Linked DNA regions of Mus musculus: all the other regions are linked to region 5. A link is a loop called in an ENCODE intact Hi-C map of the cell type or tissue named here. Cell type or tissue: heart. All regions are shown on one strand. Links, peaks and the distances in the headings refer to the core of each region. The heading gives the core; the rest is flanking DNA.

Region 1 (6,327 bases), core at 584-5,583, 160 kb after region 5:
GATCTTTTCAGGTGTGTTCTGTCCCTTAGCGTTCCAAGAGACCTCAACAAACACTAACTGGTCAAGCAGAGACTAGGGCATTCTAGCTCCACCCGGGGCCCAGAACCAGAGCAGTGGGTGGGTGGGTATATAGGGGAATACGTCCTTATTTACCACAGGACTGAGCCATCAAATATGTGATGATACCTTGTGCTTAGTGACATCTGTGTCACTCAGTACTCTCAGCTCAGGCTATGTGCGCAGACCTGGTAGTGGAGCAGAAGAAACTCTACCTCAAGCACTTAGCACTGGTGATGCTTTCCAGAGCTAGCCTTGGATAGCCTTGACTTCAGACTGAGCCAGCCTTCCCTTGTTGATCTCTTCTAGGGTATTTCTGAGTCATTGCTTTGAACCGGTCCCATCCTGGGTGCTCCGGCTATGATGCAAGTAAAAATACTCTTGTCCTCTCACAGCTTGTGTTCTAGTGTGGATAGATGGACAGGGAAATGAAGTCAATATGCAGGAGAGTGTCAGAAAGGAACGCTCTTAAGAAGAAAGCAGGATGAAAAGTGGCTGGAAAATGGCAAGGGTGGTTTTGGGAGGCCGCCTAGCTGAGAGGCAGTCAGAGAAGGCCTCTGAGCCAGGCAACTGAGGGCTAAGAAGGAGCCAGCCCTGCCCACAGCAAGGGAGGCCATGCCAGGTGGCGCCAGGGAGGTGTGGAGAGGCGGGATATGTGAAGAGGGAAAGGGCAACATGAGCTGGAATGGAGTTGCGGTGGTTTGAGTGAGATTGGCCCCCTGGGCTCATACATTTGAATACTTGGTCCTCAGTTGGTGAAGGAACTGCTTGGGAAGGATTCGGAGGTGTGACCTTGTTGGAGGAGGTGGGTCACTGAGGATGAACTTGGAGGTTTCACACGTCCACAATATCCTAGCTGACTCTCTCTGTGTCACGTGGTGTTTGTTGTCTCTGGATGTAAGCTCTTAGCTACTGCTCCAGCACCATGCCTGCCTGCCTGCTGTCATATTACCTACCATGAGGGTCATGAACGAACTCTCTAAAACTGTGAGCAAGCCCACAGTTAACCACTTTCTTTATAAGTTACCTTGGTCCTGGTGCTTTTTAATGAAGACAGTAGTAAGTTAGAAGTGGTGTTATAAAAGTACAGACTGCACACGTATAAGCTGCACAAGTGTGTAGAGCAGGGTTAGGCAAGAGCCTCTTGTGCAATGCCTGCTGCTGTCTGTGTGCTACAGAAGAGCCTTGAATATAGATGGAGTTGGACCATTTACTTCACTTAACCTCAGGTAAAAGGCTGAGAAGTGGTTGTCTACTGAGGGTTTGGAATCCAGCTCAGGACCACTGTGAGACACATAGACACACAGACACAGACACACACACATGTACACACACACTCAGATATAGATACATCACACACACACATATCACACACACACTATACACAGATACAGATACACACACACCACAGAGAGATAGACATACACACATACCACGTACAATACTCAGATACAGCTACACCATACACACTCCACACACAGATACAGATACACACATATATACACTCCACACACAGATACAGATAGATACATACTCACACTCCACACACAGATTCAGATAGACACACACACACTATACACACACACACACAGACACACACTGTACACACAGACACACACACACACTGTACACATACATACACACACTCTACACACACACACACTCTACACACACACACACACACACACAGTAGCATCTGATGACTATGGAAATGGCCTGTCAAGCTTACCCTTGACACCCTTGGTGGCCCATCGTTGGACTTGGGTATATCAGGGTTTTCACTGTTGTGGGCAAGTGGGCTGACTGAAGGCACAAAGCTGTCTACTGCAGTGGGATGAGCCACTCTGCAGAGGACAGAAGACACGGGATGAAAAGGCCGGAAGAGTGCACACGTGGGCCTGTCTGTGCCTCAGCTTTCTTGCAGGCACTTCACTCTCCTTAACTAACTGTGTGAGGGGCAGGTGATGCTAGGATGTGACCTGCAGCACCTACAGTTCTCAACAATGCTTTCGGTTTTCCCTCGATTTGGTTATAAGCAGAGCTGTCACAAAACAAAGGCCTTGAAAACAAAGGCTGCTAGGGCTCCTGTACTGGTGTTGCTCACCTCACATTCCTTGCCCAGGACCAGATTTCAGGAAGAATATGTGTCAGGATATGTGAACTGTCTGATTTCAGGAAGAAATTAGCACTTGCTCAGGATATGTGAACACACACTCCTAATTACTGCAAACACTAACACAGTGCCTAGGCTATGCCGAGCACTTTCTATATAGTAGTTCTGTAACCCCATGAGACCGACACTTTTCTGCCGAGGAAGCTGAGGATTAAGTGATTTGGCCAAGATCGCACAGCTAATGGACCGCGATGGAGCTGGGATTCATCGAAAAAGCTCTGTCAAGTCAAGCTTGTAACCAAACACTACACTGATTTTCTGAATGAGCACGAACCGTAGTTCTCGGCACAAGAGACTGTCTCATTAAATGACTTAATGCTGTGACTACCTGTCCCGCCTTTGAGAGGCTTGCTGCCAGGCACCAGTCTTTTTCTTTCTTTCTTTCTTTCTTTCTTTCTTTCTTTCTTTCTTTCTTTCTTTCTTTCTTTCTTTCTTTCTTTCTTTCTTTCTTCCTTCCTTCCTTCCTTCCTTCCTTCCTTCCTTCTTCTTTCTTTCTTTCTTTCTTTCTTTCTTTCTTTCTTTCTTTCTTTCTTTCTTTCTTTCTTTCTTTCTTTTCTTTTCTTTTCTTTCTTTTTTTTTTTTTTTGGTTTTTCGAAAGAGGGTTTCTCTGTGTAGCCCTGGCTGTCCAGGCACCAGTCTTAACCACCCGCTTCAGGAAACAAGGCTCTGCATCCTGTGGCCACTAGGTGGCGCTGCCCTCTTCCAGGATACTGTGTGCGCAACACTAATCACGCACCCTTTTTCCATTTTGCACTTGAAATAGTGTGTCATGTTTCAGCCTGTGGCTTTTGCCCTGCAGATATCTGAGAGAGTCCATTTCTACACACATCACCTTTGACACTGAGGGCCCTCCTGCTCTTCTGCAAAAGTGGGCATTTAAAATTTTTAAGTTATATATATATATATATATATATATATATATACATATATATATATATATATATATATAACTTAAAAATGTGTGTGTGTATGTGTGTGTGTGTGTGTATATATATATATACACACACACACATATATATACACACACATATATATATACATATATATGTATATGTATATATGTGTGTGTATATATATACAAATATACATACATATATAAATTTTATTAAGAGGTTTTCATACAGTATAAAATATATATTATATGTGTATAATATTTATATATATTGTATGGAAATTATGTATATATATATATGTGTGTGTGTGTGTGTTGTTTATATACACACACATATAAACATATACTTTTCTAGACAGGGCTTTTTTGTGTAGCCCTGGCTGTCCTGGAACTCACTATGTAGACCAAGATAGCCTTGAACTCACACAGTGCTCTGAATGTCAAAGTGAAGAAATTCAATGAAGCGCGGGTAAACGGCAGGAGTAACTATGACTCTCTTAAGGTAGCCAAATGCCTTGTCATCTAATTAGTGACGCGCATGAATGGATGAACGAGATTCTCACTGTCCCTACCTACTACCCAGCGAAACCACAGCCAAGGGAACGGGCTTGGCGGAATCAGCAGGGAAAGAAGACCCTGTTGAGCTTGACTCTAGTCTGGCACAGTCTACCTGCCTCTTACTCCTGAGTGCTGGCATTAAAGGCATGTACCAATATGTCTAGCCCATACAATATATTTTTATCATGTTTTTCTCCAACTCCTCCCAGATCCCTCAGCCCCCGACCTTATGCTCTTTTTCTCTCTCCCCTGAAATACTCCTAGAGAAAACTGATCTTCTTTCTGCTTGTGGGTACCAACAGTGAGTAGCTTCTTCATTGGGGTGGGGGCCCTGGGTCTGTAAAGCAGACACTTTACATGGACAACCCTGACTGCTCAGCGCAGGGAAGTCAAAACCCTCTTACTGCTCTGGGAGGAGAAGCACGAGGCTTGTCTGTAACTGATAAAGCTGGGTCAGGCCCTTCCCATACCTGCGAAGTCAGCTGGTCTGAGATGCAATCAGATGAACAAAGACCCGAGTCACTGGGCGTCACTGTGCATCACTGGACACCACTGGCAGCTGACCCCACTGAATGCCTTCTTCTATCTGTATTTCCTCTTTATTTTTTATATTTAGACAGGGTCTTCTGTGTCCCAGGCTGGCCTCACAGTAGCAGAGAGCTGAGGCTGGCCTTGAACTCCTGATTCTCTTGCCTCTACCTCCAGAATGCTGAGATTACTAGGTCTGTGCCTCCAGGCCTGGTTTCCTTGTTTCAGTCTAGTTAAATCTGCTCTCCCATAAATGCCTAAACTTGAGAGAAGGAAAAGTTGACTGGTTTTCCTGGCTGTTTCATTGATGGTGTTATAAGGCTGGATATCCTTTGACTGATATGGAATTTATATTATAGTGTGGGTTTCTGGTGGGTGGTGGCCAGCTACCTTCCACTTACAACTTGTAGGGATGATAGCTTCCATGGTAGAGAGAATTCAAGAGTTGTCCATGATCTTAGGTAGAGGGTCATTTGTACACGGAATGAATCTGAAACCACAGTGTGGGTTTTTTGTTTTTTTTTTTCCCCTTTTATTTTAAAAGTTAAGCCTTCTGCCCTGGCCCTCCTGTTCCCACAACACTTCCTAAAGTCGACTTCTGGACCTAGGTTTTAGGGACTTCTATAGGAAAAATCTCTGGAAAGAGAGCTTTAGAATCAAATCTTTATACTCTAGGCTTTGATAATGAAACCAGGAGCCTCATATGATCCTAAAGGGGTAATGATGCTCCCAGAGGCTGAAGGATTAACTGTATAGCCAAGACAGAAACTCCTCGTTCATTTCTAAATCTAGGGGGCTACAGAGGGGACCTTGATCATATTCCCAGTGCTGGGTCCTCTAGAAGAAAGAGTTCCGCACATTCCCCGTTCCCTGCTATGGTTTGTAAGTGTCCCTGGTGAACTAAAGCAGTGTGGTTGTTACCAGTAAGTCCTGGGTCTGGTTAACATGTGTAACCAGCAATCCATCCTGTGAGGTTTGGGCGAGGTCATTCATGGTCTTCTTGTTCTCTTGCTTCTGCGGATCTCTGTCAGTGTTTCTGTCCATGCTACAAAACAAAGTGATTTGTTCAGTGCCCAGCCCATGTCGCCTCTCCACCATGAGTGTCTCTCTTTTCCCCTCTCCCCTCCTCTCCCCTCCCCCTCTCCGTCCCCTTTGGGTTCCTAATGGGAATCAGAAACCTTTTTTTTTAGTTCTCTGTGGAAACAGAAAGGATTCCTACAGAGTTCTGATAAAATGGTGGTTTGTGAGATTTTTTTTTGTTGTTTTTGTTTTTCTCTTACAGTTTAGGTAGATCTCAAAAGCCCCACTCTGTGTAAGATGTTGCAACGACCATTTATCAGCTCCCTCTTCAAGGCTCACCACCCTCAATTCTCATGAGCAAATTCTTACTGCTATTTTCATTTGGGAAGCCAGATTTAGCAGGGATTTTCCAGAAATGAATCACCCTGACCGTGGGAAGATATGGCTCCTTTGAGTTGTCATCATGTAACTACCTAAGCCTTCCTCTCCTGACCGGTGCAAGAACACAGATGCGATGGACAGACAGCACTTCTCCGGGTTGGTTCAGCTCAGCTTGAGTGCACTGGACAGTCACCAGGCACCCGCTGCTGTAAGGCTCCGTGCTCCACAAGGGTGAGGCAGTCAATGAGAAGAGCAAGCACTCCTTTGGCACTTTTCTTCTAAGACAGGGCCTCTATGTAGCCCTGACTATTCTAGAATGTGCTATAGAGCAGGCTGGCCTCAAGAAAAAAAAAATCACAGATCTACATCTGTTTCCTGAATGCTGGGATTAAAGCTGCCATGGCCAGCTAGTCTTGGTACTTCTGGTATGTGGGTAAGCAGGTCTGTTGGTCTGTTGTGGGACTGCCATGTGTTCTGTAGGGTGCTCAACAGCATTTCTGTCCTCTACCAGTCAGTTGACAATCCCAAGTGCCCTAGGCATGCCCCTTGGTGGTTACAATTGTCCACAGTTGTAAGGGGAACTTAGCCAAGCCACAATGCTAGCACATGCACCAGGCCAGCCTGCACTGCTAACATTTCTTCTCTGAGCCAATCTAGAATCTGCCAACATGGCTAGAGACCACTGATGCTGGATCAGGTGATGGAGTGAGCCAATGAG
Region 2 (6,327 bases), core at 685-5,684, 240 kb after region 5:
AAACTCAAAGCCCCAATGAGTTTACTTTAAACCTCACTTAAGACAAACGAAAACTGTGGATAGCAAGCCAAGGAAAAGACTCCTTTCTAGCACTCAATCTAGAACCTCTACACCACAGCCCCAACAACACTTTCTTAAAAGGAACCCTTGTCACAATGACTCTCATGTATCATATACAACAATGAAACAGGGGGCGATGTAGAAATGACAAGTTTACATCAGCCAAACACATGAAGCCAAAGGAATCACAGCAAGTAGTTGGAGTGTCTGGACTCGAGATAGCACACAGCACTACATAACTGATACCGCTGTTAATGCTGAGTCCACCAGGCAGCAAGAGTCTGCCCTCAACAGGGCAGACTTATGTAACTGTCATTATATCCTCCCAGCATTGAGCATTCCTGGTTGTCCTAATGGACACTGCTAAGGGTCCTTTAGATGCGCTTTCCCTCGCAAGAAAGAGGTTTCACTGCATCTGCAGAAGCTTGTGCATAAACCAACTATCAGAACAAAAGCTATCAGAACAAACGCAGCAAAGATTCTTACAGCCAGGTAAAATACACAGACTCTACCTTTTCTGTATTGGGACCAATTCAGCAAAAACAAACTCAAAGGGGTCCAAAGTGTGGTCCCTACTCTCTGGCAACAAGCTGATACGCTTATCAGCTGGGGTTCTGGTGTCTGACAAAGAGGCTGAGGAGCACCAAGGCTGAGAAACAGAGCAAGAGGAACAATACAGACGCGACAAAAAGCACAAAGCATGAGGGAAGATGTTTAGCTCTGTCTAAGCTCTGGGATGATATTCTTGATGTTTGCATATTTCCAAGAACATCTAATGAAGTCCTGTCATTTCCCACAGCAAAAGTTTAAGGCTTACTGCACAACAACAATATGACAGTTACTTATTTATACTAAGTATTCAGTGCTGAGAATGTCAGGGACCATTCTTTATGTCCCCATGGATCAATGCGGAGGGCCATCACTAGAAGCCAAGGAGGTGGCTAATGTCCTTATTTTACAGAGGCGAAAACAGACACAGGGACAAGGGACAAGGATGTGAAGCCTGGCTCCTTCCTCAGTTCACTACATTGGTTTTCTAACTACACTATGCAGGTTACATTAGTTCTAAGAGTTCTGCTGTCTTTTTAGATATATTTTTAAAAATCATTTAAAATTTGCAATAAAGGGCCTGGAGAGATGGCTTGGTAGTTAAGAGTACTGGCTACTCTTCCATAAGACTCTGATCTGATTCCCAGCACCCACATGGTGGTTCACAACCATCTGTTACTTCAGAACCTCTTCAGGCCTCTTCCAGTACCAGACATGCACAGGGTACATAGACATGCAGTAGGAAAACACCCACAGACGTAAGTAAAATAGACGTTGAAAATGACTGCACTAAATTACCACCATCAAAATGCCAATAGACTGAACACAAGGCAGGGAAACGGCGGAGAGCCTTGCTACCCACGAGGTCCCTCCTGAGCTCCTGGAGCGCACGCACGCGTGCTCGTGGCCAGTCCTCCCATTCCACATCCTATTTGTGCTCCTTGTGATTGTCTCACTGATTTGAGAGATGTAATTATTTTTACTTTTGATTATTTACTTCGTATAAGTATTGTTGATGTTTTCTTTCCAAGGGCATTTAGAAAGCTCACTATCTATTCACTATCCTTATTTAGAAAATTCACCAGTGTCAAAGGATCAGTGGGGCAGGAAGGTTGCCACACGGTACAGCCACAGCCACCACGCACAGAGCTGGACAAGCCTACCGTTCGCACTCTCTCTGCAGCTGCTTCCCTTTCTCAGACAGTTTCCCTTTCTGCAAACTTTGGGCTACTGTCCCTTTCATGTCTTTGCCAACTCACAGGCAAAGACTTCAACTCCAAATCTGAGTGCTGTATTTATTCTCCTCTTGCTTTCTCTCGAGTGGCCTTTGCAACATCAGCTCTGGAAGGCTGCACCGTTCTGCTCTTATATAATGTATAGTAGCACTTCCCTTCCCCGAGCTGCCTTGCCTTGCTCGTGGGCATTCCAGCCACTACCTACAGGGATTCCACCTAAAAGATCTTTTTCCAATAAGGATCTCTCTACTCAACAGTGCGAACCTTTCTTTGCTCCTAAGCATGTGATACTTAGAAAGTCTCACAAAGGAGTCTCTACACATACAGTCAGAGTAAAAACAACGGTGATAATGAACTGAATGTCTGTTCACACATATAGTCAAGTACACTGTCTGGAGTCAGCAACACTTTCAGAAACAGCCCACAGGTATTACCAAACTCCACATGATTCCCAAACTCTCTTTTTATGTGTTACAATTAACAGCTCTGCTAAAACTCTACAGCCAAGACAAGTGGAATTCTTCAGTGTTATGTTAATAACCAGTACATCTGGCAGCATGATTTTGTGTTACTAGGTCTAGGTTAGAGAGGAAGAAGAAAGCAACAAATGTCCCAGCTACCGTTTTGTTTTGTTTTGTTTTAAGAGCTAAAAATATTGCTGGATAAATTGAGAACCCTATGCGGCACTTAAGAAGTTTGACAGCACAACGATACATTTTATAAGAAATCATTTGAAGGGTCCCACTCCTCATTCCCCTTCACCTTCGCTGAACAAGCAGTTCAAATACAAGACCGTTCCTTAATTCTGAGCAGTTCTCCTGACAGCTGTGTACATTAATTAAAGGTTTGGTCTCGCAGGTCTAGGTGAGAAAGAGAGAAGCAAGGGAGGGCTGGAGCTGAGAACCCTGCCAGCGCATTCACCTGGGATACCCTTCGGAAAGATGCCCGCCTCTTTCTTGAGGACACCCCACACACACACACACACACAGACACCCGCCTCCAGCGCCAACGTTCCAGCAGGCACTGCCTCTGGGGCTGCCTGCGACTCTAATGTGTTATTTAATTTTCTAACTACTATTAAGATATCTCCAGCGCGCGCGTGTGTGCGTGAGATGCGCTGGAATGAAAGATGCTCCATAAAATGAAGTTTATTATTAGTATTATTATAGCTCCCCCCAGGCCTAAAAATAAAGCAAAGACTATAACCACAGACACTTCAAAGGGGAAAGGGGGAGCCACGGCAAACAGCCTCCGCCGGCCCCCCCACCCCGGCGCCGACCTTTAACCCTCGGGATCGCCGACCCGGGGGACCGCCACCCTCCCGGCCCGCGCACGCCGCTCACCCGCCGACTCCCCGGTGTTGATCCAGTCCGGGTTGGCGATGCTGGCGATGGCGAAGATATCGGCGGCCAGAAAGAGACATCCTGAGATGATGGTCAGTTTATCCATCGCCCCGCCCCGCTCCCCCCACCCCCCACCGCAGGGCAGGCCGCGGCCTCACTCCTCGCGCCCCATGGGCCGCCGGGCCCCGGGGTCCCCGCGCCGCCGCCCTCGGCCCTCGGCCCGCGCCGCGCGCTCGCGCCCTCCGCGCCGGGACCCGCAGCCGCCGCCCGCCCCGGAACTGCTCGGCCCGCCCGCCCCTCACCCGGAAGCGAAACCGCGCGCCGGCCGGCGGCGCCCAGGACTGCCCTGCAGAGCCTTCCCGAGGGGGCGTCGGCTCAGCCCGGCGCTCGGGGCTGCTACGGTGGTTCGGGTCGGAGACCCCTGAGATCTTAAAGATTTGTCCAGTGAGAATTAGGTGCAGACTGTTCCAGAGACAAGGAAACAGTCACTGGGGAGAGAGAAAGTGGATGTCAGGTTCAGGGACCTGCAGAACGGCCCGTGTGACTAGAGAGTGAGTGGCAGGAGAAAAGGTAGGCAGAGGCCAGAGGTGGCATTCGGGGTGGGCACGCGCCTACGAATCCCAGCTCTCGGGAAGCGGAAGCTGGAAAGACACCAGTTCCATGACAACCTAGGCTAAACAGGGAGATCCTGTCTTTAAATTCACCAAATGTGTATTTGGATTTTGTTCCAGATGCAATGGGAAGGAACTGGAGGATTTTCGACCAGGATAGTGACATGACCTTATTTGGTTTGTGAAGATCTGTGGTATAAATAGATTATAATGGGGGGAGGGGCAGCGAATGTAGGGACACCAGAAATGGCCCCGCAGTCTAAGACAGAGAATTGTGGTTTTTAGTTATGGTAGTCAAGAAAGAGAAAAATGAGCAGATGTGTGTGTTTTGCAGACAGAAGGAAGAACTTGCTGATAACAGAGAAAGCGATGAAGAATAACCTGAAATGTTTGTTAGTTTGCCCCTACCAGGTGTTTAGTGATATTTACAGAGTAAGGTTGTGGGGAGAGCCTTAGATTTAGTGCATAAACAGGAAACAATAATATGAATTGTTATAATAACAGGATTTGTCTACGATTTTGCTACCCCCTGGAGGTTTCCTTCCACCGTGGCTCTCTGCTAAATCACCATTAACCCTGACTTTATATCCATCTCTTTCTTAGCACTCCATAGAGCAAATGGAGATGATTTTTCTACTTAAGTACCACCTAAGCTATCTCTAGAAAGACCTAGAAGAGCGACTTTTGTCTCTATTTTTGGGATGCCTACATGTCCACAAAACTCAGGAGGTTTCAAATTCCACCAAATCCAGCATCCTTTCGTAATGGGCACCAGTGCCACCACGTAGATTGGGGAAAATGGAGTTGATTGCTGGTCTAAAGACTTTTCAGCCCAAACATTGGTCTCTTGGGGCAAGTATTTTTTTAAAAGTGCATATTTAATTACATAATTTATTTTTCCTCTGCCATTGACACTGACTCAGGTAATTCATGTTTCCTGGGGATCCAGATAGAATGCCTATCAGTTGCTGCAGTAGCTCTTCCCTTTCTTGTTCTAAAGACTGGGGAAGTTCTAAGGAGCCATAGTTTTGGCTTTGTTGTTGTTGTTGTTGTTGTTTATGTTTGTTTGTTTTTTCAAGACAGGGTATAGCCCTGGTTGTCCTGGAACTCATTTTGTAGACCAGGCTGGCCTCGAACTCAGAAATCTGCCTGCCTGTGCCTTGCCTCCCAAGTGCTGGGATTAAAGGCGTGTGCCACCACCGCCCGGCTTAGTTTTGGCTTATCTGCTGTTTTGATTGTCCAGAATAAAAGGAGCTGTAACTATAACAGAGAGGATTCCTGACTAATACCCATTGATGTTCATAACTGATCAAGGCCAAATGTTGGAACAGTTTGCGACTGTTTTAACTCCAGCTCTGTGGGATGACGATACTTTAATTCTTGAGTTTGAAAAAAAAATGTATAAATTCTTCCTTTTACCCCAACAGTATTTACCAGGACATCTTGAAGTATATGTATTCTTCTATTCAAGATTCTAGACCTGTGATTAAAATGTGTGTGTGTGCATGTGTGTACATGTGTGTGTGTATGTATTCGTGTGTGCTTGCGTGGGTGTGTATGAGTGTATGTGTGTTAGAAGGATTAAAAAACATTCTCCATCCTTCTCCAGGGGTTTCGTATCATTGTAGATAACAGCGATTCACCTGGTCTTTTCCTACAAGTAAGACAGGCATAGTAATTAGGAGGCAAGCACAGTGCTCACACAGTTCCCACCACTTCCCATTTTAGCCGCACGCTCTGTTTGTCTCCAATCGCGCTGATAATTCAGAGTCCCATGTCTCTGCAGTAACAGGACAACACAGTTCCCTTCTCTACAGCTCTACCTACATTTTAACAGAAGCAAAACTGAGGGGCAATGAGGGGGTGGGGTGGGGGGAGAGCAAAATGATGGAGAAGTATGTGCTAATTCCAGCCCTGCTGCTAACTTGAACTGAGAAGTCCATGTCCTTGCTTTGAGCCTCTTTTTCCTCTCCTCCTGAACAGACCTTGTGTGCAGCAGAGGCATCTCATCACTCACCTGAGTAAACAGCTGGGATCTTTCTATTCGGAGATGAGCCACCATGCCCCTTACGGTGGAGAGTCCTTGGAGACCCAGAAGAACATAGACGGCCCCCAGGAGGGCTCTGTGCTGGCAGGCTAAAGACAGAAATAGCCATACGGTGGCTGTTAAAGGGATGAGACTGTGGCGTGCTTTCTTGTGATAGATGGTAGGACTCAGCTCGGAAGAAGCTGACTCCAGATGGGACTTCAGGGAAAACGGGAAGAAACCGTGCCATTACTCTGCACTTGAAGGAGCATCTTTGGCCTGACAGGATAATGAACACACTTCCTCTCTCAGTCAGGTTTACTGCGTGGGCCGAGAGAGTGGCAGCTATGTTGCATATTTGTGCCTGGGATTCTTAGGGTGGGAGAAGACAACAGTCAAATCCAGAGGTTAGCTTACACCCAGGGATCAAATGGCAATTTGTCTGGTAGGTTGGTTCTCGCAGAACTGTCTCCAAGATGAAAAGTTATTGATCGGTGGTGTGT
Region 3 (6,327 bases), core at 298-5,297, 82 kb after region 5:
TTGTCCTCAGTCCTGAAGATATGGCATTGGGTAACTAAGAAACTATCATTTGTTTTCTCCTGGTAGAGGCTTATCAAGTCCCTTCATGGGCAAGGGTAGAGAAGATATTCACAGGATCCCATAGAACCTTGGTGACGATCTTGAGGTATAGGCGGCAAAGGATTGCTCAGGTCCCTGGGATGGGCATCCTCGCGGTGCCTGCCCTGGATTGCCAGGTTTGATCTTTGAATGACTCACTCACTGGTTAGGAGCAGATGCCGTTCTTGCAGAAAATCATAGTTCACTTCCTCCATCCACATCAGGTAGCTTACAACTGCCTATGACCCCAGCTATAGGGGAATCCAATGCCTGCTTCTGGACTCTGCAGACACCTTCATTCACACACACAAAATCACACAGAGACCCAGCAACACATATAATTAAAAGCAATTAAGCAGGTAGTGGGAGCACATAACCTTTAACCCCAGCATTTAGGGGCAGATCTCTGAGTTCAAGGCCAGCCTACTCTACAGCGCAAGTTTCAAGAAAACTAGGGCAGCACAAAGAACCTTGTCTTAAACAAACAAACACAACAAAAAACTTTTTCAGGGTCTGGGGAGATGGCTCAGTCAGTAAAGTACTTGTCTTACAAAGTTAGGGGCCCAAGATCCCCTGCACTCTTGTTAACAAGCCAGACATCAAGGCAGCTGAGTGTAATCCTAGTGGTGGAGGTATGGAGAAAGGGGGATCCCTGGAGCTCAGTTAGTCTTGTCCAGGTTCAGCAGGGAGGCTCTGTCTCAACCAAAGAGTGATAGAGGAAGACACATAGGCACATGCACACGAGCACACACACACACACACTCTCTCTCTCTCTCTCTCTCTCACACACACACACACACACACACACACACACACACACACACACACACAGAGAGAGAGAGAGGACTTTACTCTCTGATAGGACCAGACCGATGTCTGACACTTATGGGTCAATGAGATTGTGGATGGAATGAGAAAAGCAAATTCTCACAACAAATGCTGTGGGGTGGGTACTACCGTTGCTGCAACATTGTAGCAAATTTCCTAGGTTACTGAAGCTATTGAGCCAGTGGCCCCCAAACCCGTGGGGTTCCTATACTGTATTGGCTTAACCAATTACTACGAACTGAGTAACTCCAATCATTCTGGAGAACAGAATTCCTACAATCAAGGAGTCAGACCCCTCCTATTTTCTTTGGAAGTTCCAGGGGAGAATGGGTTGTCAGGTGCTGGGGAGAGGGCTCAGTGGGTGAAGGGACTTGCGGTTAAGCCTGCCATCTGAGGCTGATTTCAAAGGGAATCCATGAGGTGGGAGGAAACAGCAGCTCCTCCAAGTTATCTGATCTCTCCATGAATACTGGTGTGCCCCCTCCCGGGGAAATAAACACACAAAGCTTAGAAAAGGTTACCTGCATTCCTTGATTCGCCTCTTCATCTCTCAGCCTCCTCATAGCTCCATCTTCTTATCTCCTGTGGGTTCTCACCTCTTCTAAGGGACACTTGGAAAAATCTAGGCTAGTCTTCCTATCCTTAAGTTTTTGAGACAACTTCAATAACAGGTCATGTAGCCTTTAATTAGGGATATAGCGGAGGCTGACCTTGAACTCCTGATCCTCCTGCCTCCATCTAAGCCGCGCGCAAATCTACTCTCGCTGCTCGTGAAGCTCTGTTATCCATTCATCCATTCATAGCTGACCCCCCCGCCCCCCGAAAAAAGGTTTCCTTTTGTCACATAAGACAATATGAACCGTCTGGGGATTTGGGTCTGAACACCGCTGTTGGGTTGGTGGCGTGGGAGTCTTTGGTTAGCATAGCCACTCACCTTTTATTGTAGTTTTGTTTGCTATCTTCCCTAAACGTTGCAAGAAAATGGATGACCCTAGTTAAGTATAAAATCTGCAAAAAGGAAACTGGAAGGATTTAAAACTGCTTTTAAAAGAATCAAACTTGGGAATGAATATCAGAAGAGAAGAAAAAAATAACCTATATTTTTGTTTCAAGAATTTCAAGTCGATCTTCAAAATTCTGAACGGTAGAAACGCAAGGTTTGCTAGGCGGTACTCTGTAATTGTATTTTCCTGAAAACAACGTAAATAGTCTGCATTGGAGTGGGGCTTGAGAGGCGGGAGGACGCTAGCTTGGCGAGGTACCTGACACACACTGACAGGTCTTTTTCCCACTCCGTAAAATGTGATAATAAAAGCGAAGGAGCCCACATCAACAAAAGATCCGTGACAACATTCCAAGACACCCTGGACACCACGCGGCCATGAGCCAGGAGGTTACAGACTGAAGTGGTTCGGCGCAAACCCGGTTCCCGAGTGACTGCCCCGCCCAGGCGAGCCCGCCTGGAGGACGCGGCGGCGCAGCACTGCCCCCAGGTGGCTGTAGGCAGCATCACGTCCTCGGAAAATGCAAAACTCAAATTCTCTCACTTTAGGATCAGGCGTTTTCATGGTTGACACTCAGGGACTGTCCTGTCCTTTCCTTTTTAGTGGTGCATTCTTGCTTGATGGCCGTGTTGGAAACCAGGGCGCTGGGAAACCAGAGGCGGATGTCCCTACATACTGAAAGGCTGGATTCATTTTGGGCATGCGGGAACGCCCAGAGGCGGAGCTTGCAAAATGCAGCTCACTGCGTCATCACACTAATATACTCTGAATGGCCTATCTTACAAATGGGAGGTAGCGTGGCCGAGTGGTCTAAGGCGCTGGATTTAGGCTCCAGTCATTTCGATGGCGTGGGTTCGAATCCCACCGCTGCCACATCCCTAAGTTTTAAATTTTTAATTTATTTTTGCATGCTTTCGGTTTTGTCTTCTTTTCTTCAATCTTTCTGAAGCTCATTTTAAAAAAACACAAGGAAGGAAAGAAAGAAACGAACGAAACTGGTCTCTTTCTCTAGCCTGGTACACAAACACGTGTCATGACCACTAATTTTCTTCCCTGAAAAACAAAACACAAAACAAAATAAAATCCCATCCCTTTTCAGGGCAATGGGTCCCAGACAGCTCGCAAATTCCCAACAGGCGCTCTGGGTCTTAGTTCACATTTCTGAGATCTCTGCCGACGGCAAAGGATATGAGCTAGAGAGGGTCCCTTCCTGGTTCTGACACTCATAAGTCTCTGTTGGTGGAAAAGACGTCAGGTGACTGCGAAGGGCTGGGTTGCTGGGCGGAGTCTTACGTAGAAAGGCGTTCTTGAGGTCTCAGCTTTCTTCATTCTTTCACATGGTCTCTAGGCTTGGTTTAGTGTCCCCTCGATGCTTATTTATCCACAACTATGAAAGCGCTACTTTGTGCCAGAAAAGAACTCAGCTCACTGAGAGGTTTCAGGAGTGAGCAAGACAGGTCAGGATTCAGAGACACTATTATTTCATCAATTACACTTGACTCCATGACAGCCAGATCTACACAGGAAAACCCTGCCTTGTTTTTGTTTTTGCTTTTGTTTTTTTGTTTTTTTAAAAGGGTGAAAGAAGGGTGGACAGCTCACTACACATTTTTATTCTGAAGAGGGGCAAATAAGCGGAATGATAGTGGAAGACTTACATAGGTCCGCTCTCGCTTGATCTCTCTCTCTCTCTCTCTCTTCTCCCCCCCTCTCTCCTCCCCCCTCTCCTTTCGTCACTGCTGCTGAAAGTAGAACTCAGGGCATCCTCGGATAGCACTCCTCCCCTGAGCCACACCCTTAACCTTAGAGAAGATAGACTTCCACCTCCAACCGTGTCTGTGTGGAGGTCAGAGAACAATTTGCAAGAGTCTGTTCTCTCCTTCTACAGTGTGGGATTGTAGATCCTAGGAATTGAATACAGGACATTCATCAGGTTTGGTGGCAAGCACCATCCTCAGCTTGGGAAGACATAAAGTGACTTTGAAAATCTCTTAGCTGGCTAGCATTGGTCCACAGTTGGAGATGGCTTTTAATAGAACGCTTATAAACCAGTCTCACTGGTTGCCCTATTCGGATAAACTATGTCATTGGTTTATAGTGGCCTTTCTTCTGCATCTGCATCAATGCTTCCTCCTTTAGTTTCTTTAAATGAGCCAACCCTTCCTGTGTGAATCTCACAGGGGCTGGTAATTAGGGTAGCATCGGAATCCTTCAGGGATTTGTGTGTTGGGTGGGGGTACCGTATCCTTTCCCACCCGATAAAGAGAGGACAGAAGAATTCTTGAGCTGGCGATCTATGCTGCTACGTAGTGCTCAGGCCTTAGTCTTGTTGCTTTGAGGGGGAAGAGACGGAGAAACCCAGAAAATAAGTAAATTGATTCTTGGCTAGACAATAATGTGAACATGTAAGGCTGCCCTAAAAACATATTTCTCAGGAAGAGAAGGTTGAAAGAGGGAGTTTAGAGAAGGGGGGGGGCATTTGGATGATAAAAATTTATCAGTGAAGGAAGTTCAACTGCCAGTTGTGAAGGTTAGAGTTGATGGTCAATTAGACAGGATCTGCAAGCACTGGCAGGCACACCTGTCAGGGGTTAGGTTAGATTAAGGTAGTCTCTAGGCCTGTTGATGGATTATGTGACAGAGCTCCTCCAGGAGGTTGAGGTGGGAACCCATTCTAATAGTGGGCAGTACCATCTCAGAACTTGGGTAAACATGACAGTCTCTTTTCTTTCTGACTACAGACACAATGTGACCAGCTGCTTCATGTTCCAGACGCTAACTTTGCTCACACAATGGACGTATGAACTATGAGGCAAGATAAACCCTTTCTTAAGTTGCTAGTGTCAGGGTTTTGTTTGTTTTTCCCAAACAGGGTTTCTCTGTTGTAGCCTTGGTGGTCCTGCACCTCACTCTGTAGACCAGGCTGGCCTTGAACTCAGAGATCTGCTTACCTTTGCCTCCAAGTGCTAGAATAAAAGTCACTACCCAGCTCGCCCAAGTATTTCATCATAGCATCAGGAGAAGGAAGTATGATGGCCAACCTCGGACAGCCTGAGATTTGTAGGTATGGGATAAGGAAGTAGAGCCCAGAGTTCAACCCCAAACCCTGGAACAGAATTAGGCTGCAATAGACATAAACCATGTGTTACATTTCCCACTGGACCTTGGGAAGTTCTTCCAAATGATCTCAGCTACAGAGCAGAAGCCCTCACCTTCTGATATTTCAAGTTAGTGATGGCCTCCAATTCCTTATCTTTACATTGACGGTAACAAACCCTACTGTAAGTGTGGCTCTAATAATGGAATAAGGCTATACAAATGCAAGCTCCTGCCAGCGTTGGGCACTAAACAGATAGAAATGATTACCACTGGTCTTTAAAACAAAAACAAACAAAGAAACAAAGAACCAAGTAGACACTGGAGAGATGGCTCAGGGGTTAAGAGCACAAACTGCCATTCCAGAGGTCCTGAGTTCAATCAACTCCCAGCAACCACAGGGTGGTTCATAACCATCCTGTCATGTGGGATTCAATGCCCTCCTCTGGTGTGTCTGAAGACAGCTACAGTGTACTTATACAAATAAATAAGTCTTTTTAAAAAGTAGACACACGCACAAAATTCTAACTACTGTATTTTAAAACTCCTACACAGTTTTTCTAATTTGCCTGACCGGGACACGTGCTATGAGGAACACCACACCACCTATGAAGGTTGACTCATACCTTCTCTTTCCTCCACTGCAGCCTGGTAGTTACTTTGTTCTCTGCTAGGGTCCGTGGTGTTTATTCAGTTAACGCCACGTGCGTACCAGATGATAGATACCCGTGGATCTGCTTACACACTGTTATTTTTGGGATCCACAGTCCACATCACAATGGCAGGGAGGTACAGTCTCTGTTGAGAGCAGATCTGTGGACTCAAAGTCTTAAAGATGATGGTGAGGAGCACTACTCATCAAGAGATACAAATGATACTAAAATATGGAGGCTGGGAAGTGGCTCAGTGGGCAAAGTGCCTGTCACACAAGGATGGGGACTTGACTTCCATTTATAGTGCCCGCATAAAATGCTGGGTGAGGTGGCATATACTTGTAACCCCAGAGCTGAGAAGTCAGAGGCAGGTGGATCCCTAAGGCTTCTTGCCTACCCTACCCATTCCAAATTCTAAACTCTAAACCAGTCTGGAAAAATAAGGTAAGACAGCTTCAGGAATGACATCCTCTGATACCACATACAAATACACACAAACATAAAATATGATCAGCCAAACTCTTATTTTGTCTGTTATATTGGTACTTTTTAAATGAGACATTCAAATTTCTTTTTTTTTAAAGATTTGTTTATTTTATGTATATATGAGTACACTCTAGCTGTGCAGATGGTTGTGAGCCACCATGTAGTTGCTGGGATTTGAACTC
Region 4 (6,327 bases), core at 590-5,589, 75 kb after region 5:
TGGCCCAAATAACTCTGCACCACGACCGGGCCCACTCATCGGCCCACTCATCGGCCCACTCATCGGCCCACTCATCGGCCCACTCATCGGCTCACTTTTCACACCTTGACCAGGGCGGGCTGATGACATTTCCACAGCATCACAGAGCACCTTCTCTGAGCTTCAGAAAGGACAGGGGCTCCATCACCTGACCCAGGATCGCAGGACACTGTGCCTTCCCTCAGTCACCTGTCTCAAGCTATTCTCCTTACTCAATCTATTGCCAACTTGTCCTCCTTCACATCTATTGACACAGCCCCTCCTTCGGAGCTGCCTTCCATTCCCAGGAGGCAGGTGCTATTTGCTTCTTTCTACTGGGGAGAAAGCTGAGGAACGGAGGACTTCAGTGACTTGCCTAACAGTAGTCTCTATTTCCTTAACTAGAACACCCAGGAGCAGCTAGGAACCTCCCCTGAGAATTTCTTAGAAATGCAAATTGGGCACCTCCCCGCAGAGCTCCTCAAGGAAACTCCAGTGTGGTCCAGCAATCGGAGGCCGGCAAGCAAGCCATGCAGGGGGCAGCTGTTGATAGAACCACAGCCCCGCACTCACTCACTCACCTCTGACTCTTCAGCCTGTGAAATGTTACCGTACTGCAGCGACTGACTCAACCCTTTTCTTTCTCCGAAGCCTTGTAGTCTGTACCTGTAGACCCTGGTTGCAAGAGTTTAGTCAGATACTCTTTAATTTGGTGTGTGTGTGTGTGTGTGTGTGTGTGTGAACACGAAGGTGACTGTGGAAGTCAGAAGAGCACACTGGATGCCCAGGAGATGGTGTGGCACGGGTGAGCCACTCAGCCAGGGCAACCGAGTCCCCATGATCTTACAGCTCTTTCCCCTTTCACTTCAGAGGTAAGTGTTCTCACCCTCTGAGCCGGCCATGCTCCCCCACCCCCCCACAGGCCCTCATCCAACAAGCTTTTAAGGCTCAAACCCAGGATCATCCCAGGTGTAGACCCGGTGGCACCCTGGGACTTGGAGGTAACTGATTCCTGCAGCTGCCTCTCTCACCAACTAAAGCCTTCCTAAAGGCTGTTGCTACTTGGTTGCTGTGCCTGATCCTGAAGTTTTTCTCCTTCACAATAGAAATTAAGGTAGAGAAGGAACCCTAAAAACAACTCGATCCTGCCGTGCACCCCTAGGTTCCTACAGGCCGTTCCCAGGGGGGAATTAACAGCTGCCAGCTGTGGATGACAAGATCTCTTGGGGCGAGTCTGATCAGTGCAGGGTAAAAGGTTTGAAAATACTATGTTTGTGAAACAGCGTGGCATGAGCCATTCAGGAAAGTCACGCCTAACGCGCTCAGACTCTCAAAAGAACCCAGTTCTTTGGAACAAAGGAGTCGCTCCCCGCTAGCCTTCCTTTCCCAGGAACTGTTGCCGCAGCAGAGAGGGGTGAAGAGCTAGCTGTCTAAGGTCGGGGTTTGAACACGGCCTGGACCCACTCCCTCCACTGGCTTCGTCCTCCTCACAGAGCAAACAGCACCTTCCCCGGGAAGTCTTCCCAAAACTTCACTCTTAACCCCTACACTCACAATCCTTGTTTACTTACTCTACATTCCCTACCTGGCCTCTGAGGATCTGGGGTCCACTCTGGACCTCGGCTTTCTCCTCCGTAATATCTGTTCAGTGGTCCCAAGCCAGGGAGCGCCTCATCGCGGAGGACGCAGAAATACTCCCCCAAGGAGAATTCCCAAGTCAGATCTCACTCTTCCGAAACGCACGCGATCAGTCACACACAGGGCGCAGCTGGGCAGGTTTCCCGCAATCCCCTTAGCCGACACTAGCTAGTTTTGGCCCAGGGCTCACCCAGGAGGTCCCCGCCCCCGCGCCACCAACTGCATACGAATGCTCAGCCCCTTGGCGCACAAGTCTCCAACGCCTGCCAACACCCCAACTCCCTCAACCAACAATGCTGCAAGGGCGTATGCAGCTCAGACCTCGAGGTTCCGAGAACTGAGGCCCGCATAGGCCTCTAGTGTGGGGAACCCGGCGAGGGGAAATGTTACTTGGGCGTTTCAGGGGGACAGGCGGGCTCGCCGAGGCACAGAGGAGACCCGGGCGGAGGCCCGCGTGCGCTGCCTGGTGCAACCAGAACTGCGCTCACCGCTTGCCAACGTCTTTCTTTCCTTCCTTACAGACGCAAACACTGAGCCTCGGGGGAAGCTCTGCAACCAGAGAAGCGCCCCAGTGGCCTTTCGGGGGGCTGCTGCAGCGGGACGCGCGGGCTCCCCATCTTCCCGTCACCTACCTCCCACAGTGTGGCAGGCGCGACAGCTGCTGCCCACGGCCGCAAGGATCCCAAGGAGCTGGCAAAGGCTGGCGGCCGGGCGCTCCAGGGTGCAGGGAGGGAGGAGAATCCCCGGTACAAAGCGCAGGCGACAGAGAGCCAGGCCCGCAGCCGCAGTGGGGCGCCTGAAGACGTCGGAGCGCTGGAGCCGAGCACGGGCTGGAGTTGGGGCTGCTGCCGCTGGGGTTGGAGCTGGAGGCTGGAGGCTGGGACCAGGGCTGGGGCGGGACTGACGCACGGGGCGCACGCCCGGGCTCACGTGGCCGTCCCCGGGTGGCCATCACCTCCATGCAGCCGCCGTGTTGTCTTCTGGCTCCCCCGCCTGTTGAACGCTTCCTAGACACCTGGGTCTAACGTTAGATTTCATGCTGTGTGTCTGGTGGCGCATACCCTTAACCCCAGCACTTGGAAGACAGACTGCGGGCGGATTTCTGAGTTCAAGGCCAGCCTGGTCGTCTACACAGTGAGTTCCAGGGCTGCACTGAGAAAACCTGTCTCAAAAAAAAAAAAAAAAAGGGAAATCTTAAGGATTTCATGACATAATTTTGAAGAAATTTAACACTTTCAAGAGAGGGAGGGGTAACGAAGGAGCAGGAGGGGGCAAAACAACAAAAATTGTGTTAAAAACTCATAAAGAATCCAAATTCATGGTAAGCACATATGTATTTAATATTTACATATAAATTTATAAATATAAGTATAGAAAATTATACACGTATATGTAAATATTTAATATATAACCTATATATTTTTGTTTAAATTTAATATTTGTATATAAACATATATTCGGTTTAAATTTATACAGTTCGGCCTACCTGACAATTCCAACTATTTCTATAATTTTTAATTAATAACTTTATCAGGGCCGGGCGGTGGTGGCAAATCCCAGCACTCAGGAGGCAGACACAGAAGGATCTTTGTGAGTTCAAGGCCAGCCTGGTCTACAGAGGGAGTTCCAGTACAGCCAGAGCTGTTACACAGAGAAACTTTGTCTTAACAAAAACAAAAAAGAAAAATCTTTGTCAAGCCTTCCTGGACTCTCTGGAGGGAAAAATCACAGTATTCCTAACTCTGAGCCTAGGGCCTGGCACATAGTGCTTAATGGGTGGGAACTTGGGCATGGTGGTAGACCTCTGCAGTCCCCAGAAAAGCAAGGCCAGCCTGGGCTACATGGTGAAGCCCTTTCTCAAAACTCAAATCTGGTGCAGTGCATGGAAGGAAGGTAGCCCTTGGAAGATGTAAAGACTGAAAACCAGTGGAGGCAGGCATGTGTACTTTGAGGTCATATCTCACCGTATACTTTAGAGTAAAAATCTAAACAGTTGCACATTTTGAGCTATTTGTCCATCCAGCTGCAGTCAGCTATATAAGGTATGCAGGCACGACTAGCTGTATTGTACAGATCATAGGACTGAGACTTATAAAGAATGTATCTTGCCCAGGGACACAGTTAGGAAAGGGTGTGATCTATTTCATTTAATAAAGCAACTGTTAATAGACTTACTGACAGGAGAAACACCATAATATCTATTCTGCCACAGGCTTGTCTGGCCTGGGCTTTCAGATTAAAGACCTGAAGACCTGAACCACCTTGAAGTTGTACCAGCAAAAACACCAGAAACATCCTCTACACTTTGTACTTCCAGAACCATGAGCCAAAAATCCACCTTTTAAAAATTACTTATTTTATGTGTATGGGCGCTTTGTCTGCATGTCTGTCTAAGAGTGTCTGGTTGTCCAGAACTGGGATTACAGTTGTGAGTTGCCATGTGTGTGCTGGGAATTAAAACCAGGCCTTCTTGAAGCACAGCCAGTGTGCTTAAGTCTCAGCCAGTGGTTCTCAACCTGTGGGTCCCAATCCTTATGTCTGGGTCAAATGCCCCTTTCATGGACTGACTGTGTGCTGTAAGCTGAAATAAACCCTTTCCTCCTCAGGTTGCTTTTGGTCATGGGTCTTATCACAGCATCTGACGGTCTGTAGTAGTGTGTTACTGGTAACAAAAGGACCTTGCACACAGGCGAGAGTACTCCTCATACCATTCCTCACAACCTTCCTAACTGTCCTCCACTTAGCACACGGAACAGGCTAGGAAAGTGGCTTTTCCAAGGTTATACAGAGGCATGGTTTAGCCCAGATCTGGGTCTATGCAGATCTCTTGTGTCCTGTAGGCTCTTTGGTGTTTGAGAGCAGTAAACCTGCTCTCCCAGGGGAAGTCAGGACTTCAGACTGTTGTCAGCATGAACATTCCCCGCAAAACATTTGATTCCCCCCCCCCATCCCCTTTCTTTTTAAGAGACAGGATCTTTCTACACAGCTCTGACTGTTGTGGAAACTCACTGTGCAGACCAGTGCTTCTGCCTCTCAAGTGCTGGGACTACAGGCATGCACCACCACACCAGACAAGTTTGATTTTCTTGATTAAGATCCCATGTTGCCACATGAACTCAGAAAGACGAGTGCTTTGTCCTGGAGCTGCCCAGCATGACAGCTCGAAGGATGTGTGCCCCACCTGGCCTGCCCTTCTGGAAGATCAGCCCCACAGCACAGGGAGCTGTACCACCACTCCCAGCTAGATCCATATTTTCAGTGTCTACTTTCCAAATAGATAATGACACTGAGTATGTTTTCCGGTACCCGTCAGATGCTCCTATAGAACCTAGCGATTCCACTCTCAGCTATATGCCTAAGGGTAAAGAGATTATGCACCATGCAAAAGAAATTGGAGGTGTTGATAAGATGGCTCAGGAGGTAAAGCCATTTGCCAAGCCTGACACATAATCCCGAGTCCATCTCTGGGACTCACGTAGCAGGAGATAACTAATTCCTGCAGGATATTGTCCAGCCTCAACATACATACATGCACATACACAAAATAAATTGCTGTAATTTAAAAAAGAAATTAGAATAGGTGCCCACATTTAAAATACAACAGCAAACCCAGCTATGTATGGGGCTGGATGGGGTGGCACATGCCTGTAATTTTAGAACTCAGGCCGAGGGCTGAGAGATCGCTTAGCCTTTGAGGACACTGGCTGCTCCTCCACAAGATCAGTTTCCCAGCACCCACATGGTTGGTGACAGCTGTGGCTCCAGCTCCAGTGGCTCTGATGTCCTATTCTGGCCTCTGCTGACACCAAGCATCTGCTGTGGTACACAGACATACATCCAGACAAAAATTTAAAAGTGGCTGGCTCACTATGTAGAAAATATCCAAAATATACAAAAAAAGAATAAATAAGTTTAAAGAAAAAAAAAAAAGGCTGAAGCAGGATTGCTAGTTCAAGACCAGCCTGGGCTGCATGGCTAGAGCAGTTTTTTTGTTGTTTGTTTTAAAGATAATTTACTTCATGAGTGTTTTGTCTGCGTGTACCACACACATACATGTTGCCTGTGGAGGTCAGAAGAGGATGTCGGGTCTGGGTCTCCTGGAACTGGAGGTTTCCAGTTTTGAACCGCTACATGGGTCCTGAGAACTGAACCTGGGTCCTTTTTGAGAGCTACAAGTGTTCTCACCAGCTGAACCACCTCTCTACCCCAGGACAGTTTTTATAAAGACTAGCAGAATCCATGAAATTACTCTTCTCCTATCTTAGGGTGTTCTGAGAGTGAGGCGTCTAGCTTTATTTGCCTATATGTTTGAATAGGAAAAGATCTGGAAGAATCCAGACCAGTTTAGTTTTGTTCTGTTTTTGTTGGTTTTTTTTTGTTTGTTTGCTTTTAATGCGGTGGGCCTCACTGGTAAAGGAAGACTTTTTTCTTTCAATTTTACACATAGGATTGGGCATTTAAAAATGTATGGGCACACTTGTGGTACCATTCAAACATAGAACCCACTTCCTTTATGTAGAAGGGGAGGCAGATTTATGAAGTAGGGACATGAACAATGGCTCTATCTCTGCATTTTTCTTTCTTTGCTCCCGTTTCACTAGGGAACACTGGTTACTTTTATGACAGTTACAGTTAAATGTCACTTAGAAACAGAAAACCCAAAAACTAAAC
Region 5 (6,327 bases), core at 678-5,677:
ACAGGCAGCTGTACTTGGTGGCCCATTAAGACAGGATTTCAGGGGGAACCAAGGAAACATAACACATGCAAAAAGAGGCTATGGTTCCCAACTATTCTTCCAGGGCTGAAATTCTGCCCAGCCCTGCCATCAGGCAGAATGAGATCCCTCTGGATGATAGAGGCTCCTCTCTCTCTCTCTCTCAACACGGCACCCGATTGAGTTACCTGCAAAGGTCATCACCTCCCTTTAGCCTCCCAGACAACTGTATCCAATTCAGTGGCTTTTAAAGGTTTAGCCTATGACCAACAATAATATTTTCCCATCAATGATGCAGAAGATACATGGAAATGCCACAGCTGAAGCAGTGTTTTGTGTAGCATGACTGTTACATGCCACACAGTGATGTTTTCCATCCTTGCCCTTGCAAAATAAAAATGCTGGTAGCAAGACCCCCCAACCCAATTTTACAACACTCACTAATGAAACTTGACCTGTCAACAATCCAAGCTTCCAAAGCAAGCTGTGGTGACCCATGCCTATAATTCCAGCACTTGGGAGGCTGAGGGAGGAAGATAACAAGTTTGAGGCCATCCTGGGCTATAACATAGCAAAGCCTCATCTGGAAAAAAAAGTTACAGACACAAAACAAACAAAAAGGCTTCCCTAGCTCCACCCTCCTATCTCCAATGCTCAAGAGACTGCCATTCTTTGTGACTGTCAGTAGCAATGCTACTATAGCATTGCTGCCTTGCTCCCAACCCTCCAACTGTCCCATAAAACAAATCCTTCCATGGACCCCTAAGCCCTTACACGATCTTACCCCTGTCTCCACATAAGCATCTCCTCATGGCCTAGTGACCAATTACTGAACTTCTAACAGGCCAAGCCCCAAGCATCCTTGAGGACACTCTGCACAACAATCCCAGGTCATTTTCTTTTTTTTTTTTCTGGTTTTTCAAGACAAGGGTTTCTCTGTATAGCCCTGGTTGTCCTGGAACTCACTCTGCAGACCAGGCTGGCCTCGAACTCAGAAATCCACCTGCCTCTGCCTCCCAAGTGCTGGGATTAAAGGCATGAGCCACCACTGCCCGGCTCACCAAGTCATTTTCTGGATGCTCATTTTCCTTATATGTAACCACTGCCAGTCCTTCCAGGATTAGACGTGTTCCCTGACAACTCAACTGAAACAGCCGCTTCCAGCCCCTTCCATTACAAGCATAATTCCTTATTTCCTGAATGGTCCTAAGCTGGAACTTCCTGATCTGCTTGCTGGTCAGGTGTTAGCTGTCCTCTGTACTAGACTTTAAACTCTACGAAGGCTTCTCTATGCTTCACATTCCTGGACCATTAAGTGGAGATAATAATTATACTTGGTCGTGGTTATGGGATCATTACTTTTAAAATTAAAAAAAAAAAATCACAGTTCTTTCTCCCAAATATTAATGATGCCAGGCATCAATATAGTACCAAATAATACTCTTCTCATTAGCTGTGCAAATCAAAATTTATAGTGCCCAACTTCGAATTGGTTTACCCAAGGTCACAGCCCCCCAAGAAAACAGGTAAAGAAATCCAAATCTAGCTGATGCCAAGAGCCTTGGTTTTATTCTTAACTAACATGCTGCACATCTCTTTGGTAAAAGGCAGTATGGTGTAGTGGTTAAGAGGTTGGACTGCCGTGCAAAACCTTACAGGTTCAAATCCTACCTCTTCAATATAGCAGCTGATTAGCGACGTGAATTGCATAACCCTGGGTCCTTTCCTATTTTAAACCACACACCGGCTTCAAAGGGATAAGGCGAACCTAGAAGGACTGTTGCTACGTGGCAACATGTTTTCTTCCAATATAAGACCGAACAAGACAGCCACAAATGAAAGAAGCAGGAGTGTCACCCATCTTACACTCATTAAAACACCGTAGCACGGGAATCATATCCCCATTTCACAGATAAAGGTATGATCTTATCTTTTCGCTCCCAAACCCAGGAACTCTAAAACAATATTCCAGGATGACCCGGTATGTGCACCATCCCCCGTTACTGGAAGGTCCCCGGGTCCACGAAGCAGTCGCCACTCTGCTTAAACACAGATCAATGAATGAGGCGTCCCGGGCCCGCTCGGGCTAAGCAGAGTTGACCAGGTTCAACGACCCCTGCCCATGCAGGCGGCCCCGAGTCCAGTGGCTTTCTCCATGTCGCCGGTGCTCAGGCGCCCTTCCCACTCTTCCGAAAGCCGCCACGCCACCGGGCACCAGTGCCCTCGCAGGTGCGGTTCGGGAGCCAGGCCCGGGCGGGGCAGCGCGGCCGAAGCCTGAGTCAGCGCGGGCCGCACCGCCGTCGTCTCCCCACCGTCCAGCCGAACGGAGCGACCCAGGCCCGGGGCGGCCTGGAAAGCCGGGCGGCCACCTTGCGCCCTGCCCTGGTCCCGGGAGGCCGCGGCCCCTCGGCACGCAGCGGCGGGGGCCTGTCTGGCCTAGTCAGCAGCGCGGCCCGGAGCACCGAGCGAGTGCGACGGCTGCGACCCGGATCCCGAGGCTGCCGAGTCGGGGCTCACCTCTCCGCCGGGGCCGCGCGCGGGCGGCGGAACGGCCCAGGGACCCGCGGGCTGCAGAGACGGCGGCGGCCGGGTCTTCTATCAGGCAGCGGCCATGTTCCTGCTGGAGAAACTCCGCCGGACACGTGGGGGGAGCGGGGCCGGCCCTCGCGCTTCCTCTTACCCACAATGCCCCGCCCCGGCGCGCGCGGGACCGCCCCTTCGGCGAGCTGCTCGTGGTGCAGAGAGCGCACATCGACAGCAGGGGTCGCCGCTGCGCTCGCAGAAGGAACCTAGAGCGAAAGACGCTGAGACAAAAGAAAAAGCCTGCCTTGGCAGCGGTGGGATTCGAACCCACGCCCCCGAAGAGACTGGAGCCTTAATCCAGCGCCTTAGACCGCTCGGCCACACTACCCAGCTGTTGACGTCGTTTTCTAAGAAGCTACTTATTGGATTGACACGTATATTTTCTTTCGATTCTTGGAGTTATATTTATTTATTTTATTTCCTGCCGATAGAAATTGCCATAAACAATATTATCATCATGCCACTTATTGAAATAAAAGTATTTAGATGCAAGCTTGTTCCAAATAAGTTTTAAAGCAAAGGATAGTTTATTTTGCGTTCTGAGTCAGTTGGTTAAGGTGTCAGGTTAAGCCACTCAGACACTCAAAAACCCGAATTCGATGTCTGGTTCTGTCAGTAACTTTCACCAAGCTCTCAGAGCTGAACTGTAACCCCAGGTCTGCAGAGTTCTATCTGAAAATTTACGTGTTTAAATTTTTAGTACACAAACAATTTTAAAACTTTGCAGATAAAATATATTCTTTGTAATATTCAAAATAAGATTCTTCGAGCTTTGACTTGCTCTAGTTTCCTAGTACCCAGCATTATTGGCTGATTGTACATCCTTTCTGCTCTTTTGCTGTCAATGTTTATCTCCATAGAAAATAGTTTTGTTCATATTGTGAATGGGTTGGTATATAAATATTAACACAGTAACACATAGAGATATACAGCTGGCTGGTTTTTCACTATACTTTTGATTTATTTTCTGTTTTGCTTTTGTTTTTAACCAGACTTTATTTTTAAGTATCTTTGCATGTTAATATGCCCATACAGACTTTTACGTTTACTTTATTTATTTGTTTGGGAGTGGGGAACGGGCGGGGGCGGGCCGTGGAGGTCAGAGGACAACTTGCCTGATGAATAAGTTCTTTTGTTCCACCCTGTGGGGGCGTCTTAGGTTGTCAGGCTTCGAGGCAAGTGTGTTTACCTACCTTCTGACCGAGCTATCTCACCAGCCCTAGATATTTTAAAACACTGAAAAAGATGAAAAAAAAAATAGTCACACACACCCCATATTTCCACCACCTAGAATTAAACTCATTTCTGCATTTACATTTGAACATGCATACATATTCATTTGTTGTTTAAACTAAGGTTCACAATGCCCAGGCTGGCTTTGAACTACGTGCATTGATGAGTTTGAATTTCTGATCCTCCTGCCTGCACTTCCTAAGTACCAGAATTACAGCCTTGCACCTGGCCAATATGGCATTTTGCTTCCAATTATTTTCTTGTGTACATAATTTTTATTAAAAGTTACACAAGTAAGGCCTTCGAAATGGCTAAGCGTGTAAAAGCATGTAAAAATCCCTGGGACCCACATGATAGAAAAAGAATCATCCACAAGCTGTTCTCTGTCACACATACTCACACGATAATTAAGTAATTAATTAATTAAGTAAGATACACAGGTGATAAATGTAATGTACACTTTAAAACTGTGTCTTAAAATATGGGCTAAGAGATGGTAAGCACACTCCTTTAGTACCAGCACTTGGGAGGCAGAGGCAGGTGGATCGCTAAGTTGAAGGCCAGCCTGGTGTACAGATGAGTTCCAGGACAGCCAGGGCTAAACAGAGAAACCCTATCATGGAAAAACTGTGTGTGTGTGGGGGAGGGGGTGGGGTGGGGGGTCTGTGTGTATATCTGTGTGTGTCTGTCTGTGTGTGTCTGTGTGACGTAATGGTGCATATCTATGGTCCCAGCCATCAGGAGGCAAATGGCAGAAGTTTTTAGCAGATTTGAAGCTAGCCTGGTCTACACGGTGACAGACTATGCTCCAGGCTAGACTGGTCTACATGGTAGAAGTGTGTTTCAGGCCAGTCTACATAGGACTACATAGGATATTCTGTCTCAAAACAAAAATAAACAAAAATTTAACAATATCCTGGACTATGAGAGTAAAGTCCACCACATTTTTAAAAATCCTCTCACAAGCACCCTTCCAGTTTACAAATAATATGAATTTGACATGTATCCTTCTAATAATTTTGAAAACTACATGCATAAATCCATGAGCAATATAAAGTGTGCTTTTCTGTGTTATCACAGGATACCAACACCTTGTTAAAACTTTTCTCCCATATTATGTTTTTGAGATCTATTATATTAGTCCATGCTATAAATAAACAATACTTGTTTCTAACTTTCAATATGGAAGGAAATACCCCTATCTGTGGCTTCTACTTTATACATGAATTTTCCTCCGTGTTTTCTACCAGAAATGAAACTCCCAAAGCATATGTTCACTTCCTTTTCTTGACCGGAGGTAGAAGGGGATGAGACAGGGTCTCTTTACATGATTCTCGATAACTTAGAACTCCATGTTGGCCTGGAATTCAGTGAGACCCCACTGTCTCTGCCTCCTGAGCACTGGCATTAAAGGCGTGTGTCACCGAAACTCTCAGGTTATTCATTCTTTCTGAGTCATTTTTGGTATTCTGGAATTTGAGACAAAGCAAAGCCATTCACTTGGCTTTTCACACTTATTACCATGAAAATCTGAGCTCTCCCTCACGTGCACTGTGCCTTTCGTTATTGTCCTCCCTCTCCCTCTCCCTCTCCCCCTCCCCCTCCCCCTCCCCCTCCCCCTCCCCCTCCCCCCCTCTCTCTCTTGCCTTCCCAGGAGTAACTCAGCTCAGAGCACTGACCCAGCCAGTACTCAGCCCTACTTGCTGGGTAACCCTGCACCTCAGCTCTCCAGATATGCCCCTAGCAAGTCACACAAATGTCATTTGGGGTTGGCACGATCTTGAAATGTGGGCATTTTATAGTTTTCTTCCCCTAAGTCCTCTTGAGTCTGCTGCTGAGGTTGGATTTGTTTGTGTGTTCCATCCTTCCACCCTTAGCAGCTGTACTTGTGGATCTGGGGGAGTGTGTTGCTTTTTAAGCAGCCATCTAGTGAGGAATAATTCATCAGGATAATTCTTCGCCAGGAAGGACTGTGTGATATATACCTGGCTTTCAGAATGGGAATGTGTCCCCAGGGTAGATTGCCTGTGAGAATCTGTGTTCAGGCCTGCTCTTCTAGGCATTAGTAAGACCTCCAAAAGGGTCCTTAGTGGCATCTTTGTTCTAAATATCCTAGCATCCCTACTCTCCCCAGGCTCCTTGTCCCTCACCTGGCCAGTGTGGTCTAAGGTAGACATAGGCTTCAGGTTGCACTAATGCATTCTCTCACAAGAATCTGAATTAAGACATTATGAGACACCACTGGTTTGTTCATTTGTTCATTTGAGTTGAGCTGAACTTAGTCTCTGGATTAGAAAAAAAGATTTGGAGATGGCTATTTCCTGTGACAGGATTGTAAGAGCAGAGAAAGCCAGCACATTTTTAAAAGGGGGAGGGGGTGGGGATGGGGGTGGAGTGCTCCGGGTATTGTGCTACCTCAGGGATGATGGCGGGCACCTTTAATTCCAGCACTCGGGGGAATCTCTGAGTTCCAGGCCAGCCCAGTCTACAGAG

Evidence for each region. Peaks named below come from ENCODE experiments on the same cell type or tissue, not always from the same donor. Only the 100,000 strongest peaks of a DNase experiment are listed, where the experiment ranks them.
Region 1: a loop joins it to region 5, with 2.3 times the contacts of the local background. A loop is called at or near these places in 3 of 42 quality-filtered maps.
Region 2: it touches region 5 in a loop (3-fold over the local background); 21 of 42 quality-filtered maps call a loop at or near these places.
Region 3: it touches region 5 in a loop (7-fold over the local background); 41 of 42 quality-filtered maps call a loop at or near these places.
Region 4: it touches region 5 in a loop (6-fold over the local background); 41 of 42 quality-filtered maps call a loop at or near these places.

The regions. Positions count from the first base shown.
Region 1 is chr7:120,751,461-120,757,787 of GRCm38, reverse strand. It overlaps Vwa3a (von Willebrand factor A domain containing 3A), which reads right to left. Exons shown (of 34, transcript NM_177697.3): 3 at 5,130-5,253. Among named protein-coding and RNA genes, the nearest start is that of Vwa3a, 15 kb to the right of the region's middle. In heart, for the core only: a CTCF peak has its summit at 2,920 (motif pointing right); a DNase peak (open chromatin) is centred at 2,917.
Region 2 is chr7:120,674,731-120,681,057 of GRCm38, reverse strand. Mosmo (modulator of smoothened) reads right to left here and starts at 3,438. Exons shown (of 3, transcript NM_001164580.1): 1 at 3,188-3,438. The coding sequence starts at 3,293. It also overlaps a transcript of Pdzd9 not described here. In heart, for the core only: a CTCF peak has its summit at 3,615; DNase peaks (open chromatin) are centred at 2,827, 3,197 and 3,497; H3K4me3 peaks cover 2,782 bases; H3K27ac peaks cover 2,063 bases.
Region 3 is chr7:120,831,935-120,838,261 of GRCm38, reverse strand. n-TLtag1 (a tRNA gene) reads left to right here and starts at 2,702; the gene lies at 2,702-2,783. In heart, for the core only: no CTCF peak of the experiment used is centred there; DNase peaks (open chromatin) are centred at 2,411, 2,631 and 3,151; H3K4me3 peaks cover 2,289 bases; H3K27ac peaks cover 1,669 bases.
Region 4 is chr7:120,839,062-120,845,388 of GRCm38, reverse strand. Eef2k (eukaryotic elongation factor-2 kinase) reads right to left here and starts at 2,558. Exons shown (of 18, transcript NM_007908.4): 1 at 2,289-2,558. Gm36449 (a long non-coding RNA gene) reads left to right here and starts at 1,878. Exons shown (of 2, transcript XR_378468.3): 1 at 1,878-2,790; 2 at 3,869-4,262. In heart, for the core only: CTCF peaks have their summits at 2,381 and 2,585; DNase peaks (open chromatin) are centred at 1,218, 1,868 and 2,568; H3K4me3 peaks cover 2,395 bases; H3K27ac peaks cover 2,151 bases.
Region 5 is chr7:120,914,119-120,920,445 of GRCm38, reverse strand. Polr3e (polymerase (RNA) III (DNA directed) polypeptide E) reads right to left here and starts at 2,668. Exons shown (of 21, transcript NM_025298.4): 1 at 2,536-2,668. n-TLaag4 (a tRNA gene) reads right to left here and starts at 2,929; the gene lies at 2,848-2,929. In heart, for the core only: a CTCF peak has its summit at 2,773 (motif pointing right); DNase peaks (open chromatin) are centred at 1,675 and 2,745; H3K4me3 peaks cover 2,526 bases; H3K27ac peaks cover 1,369 bases.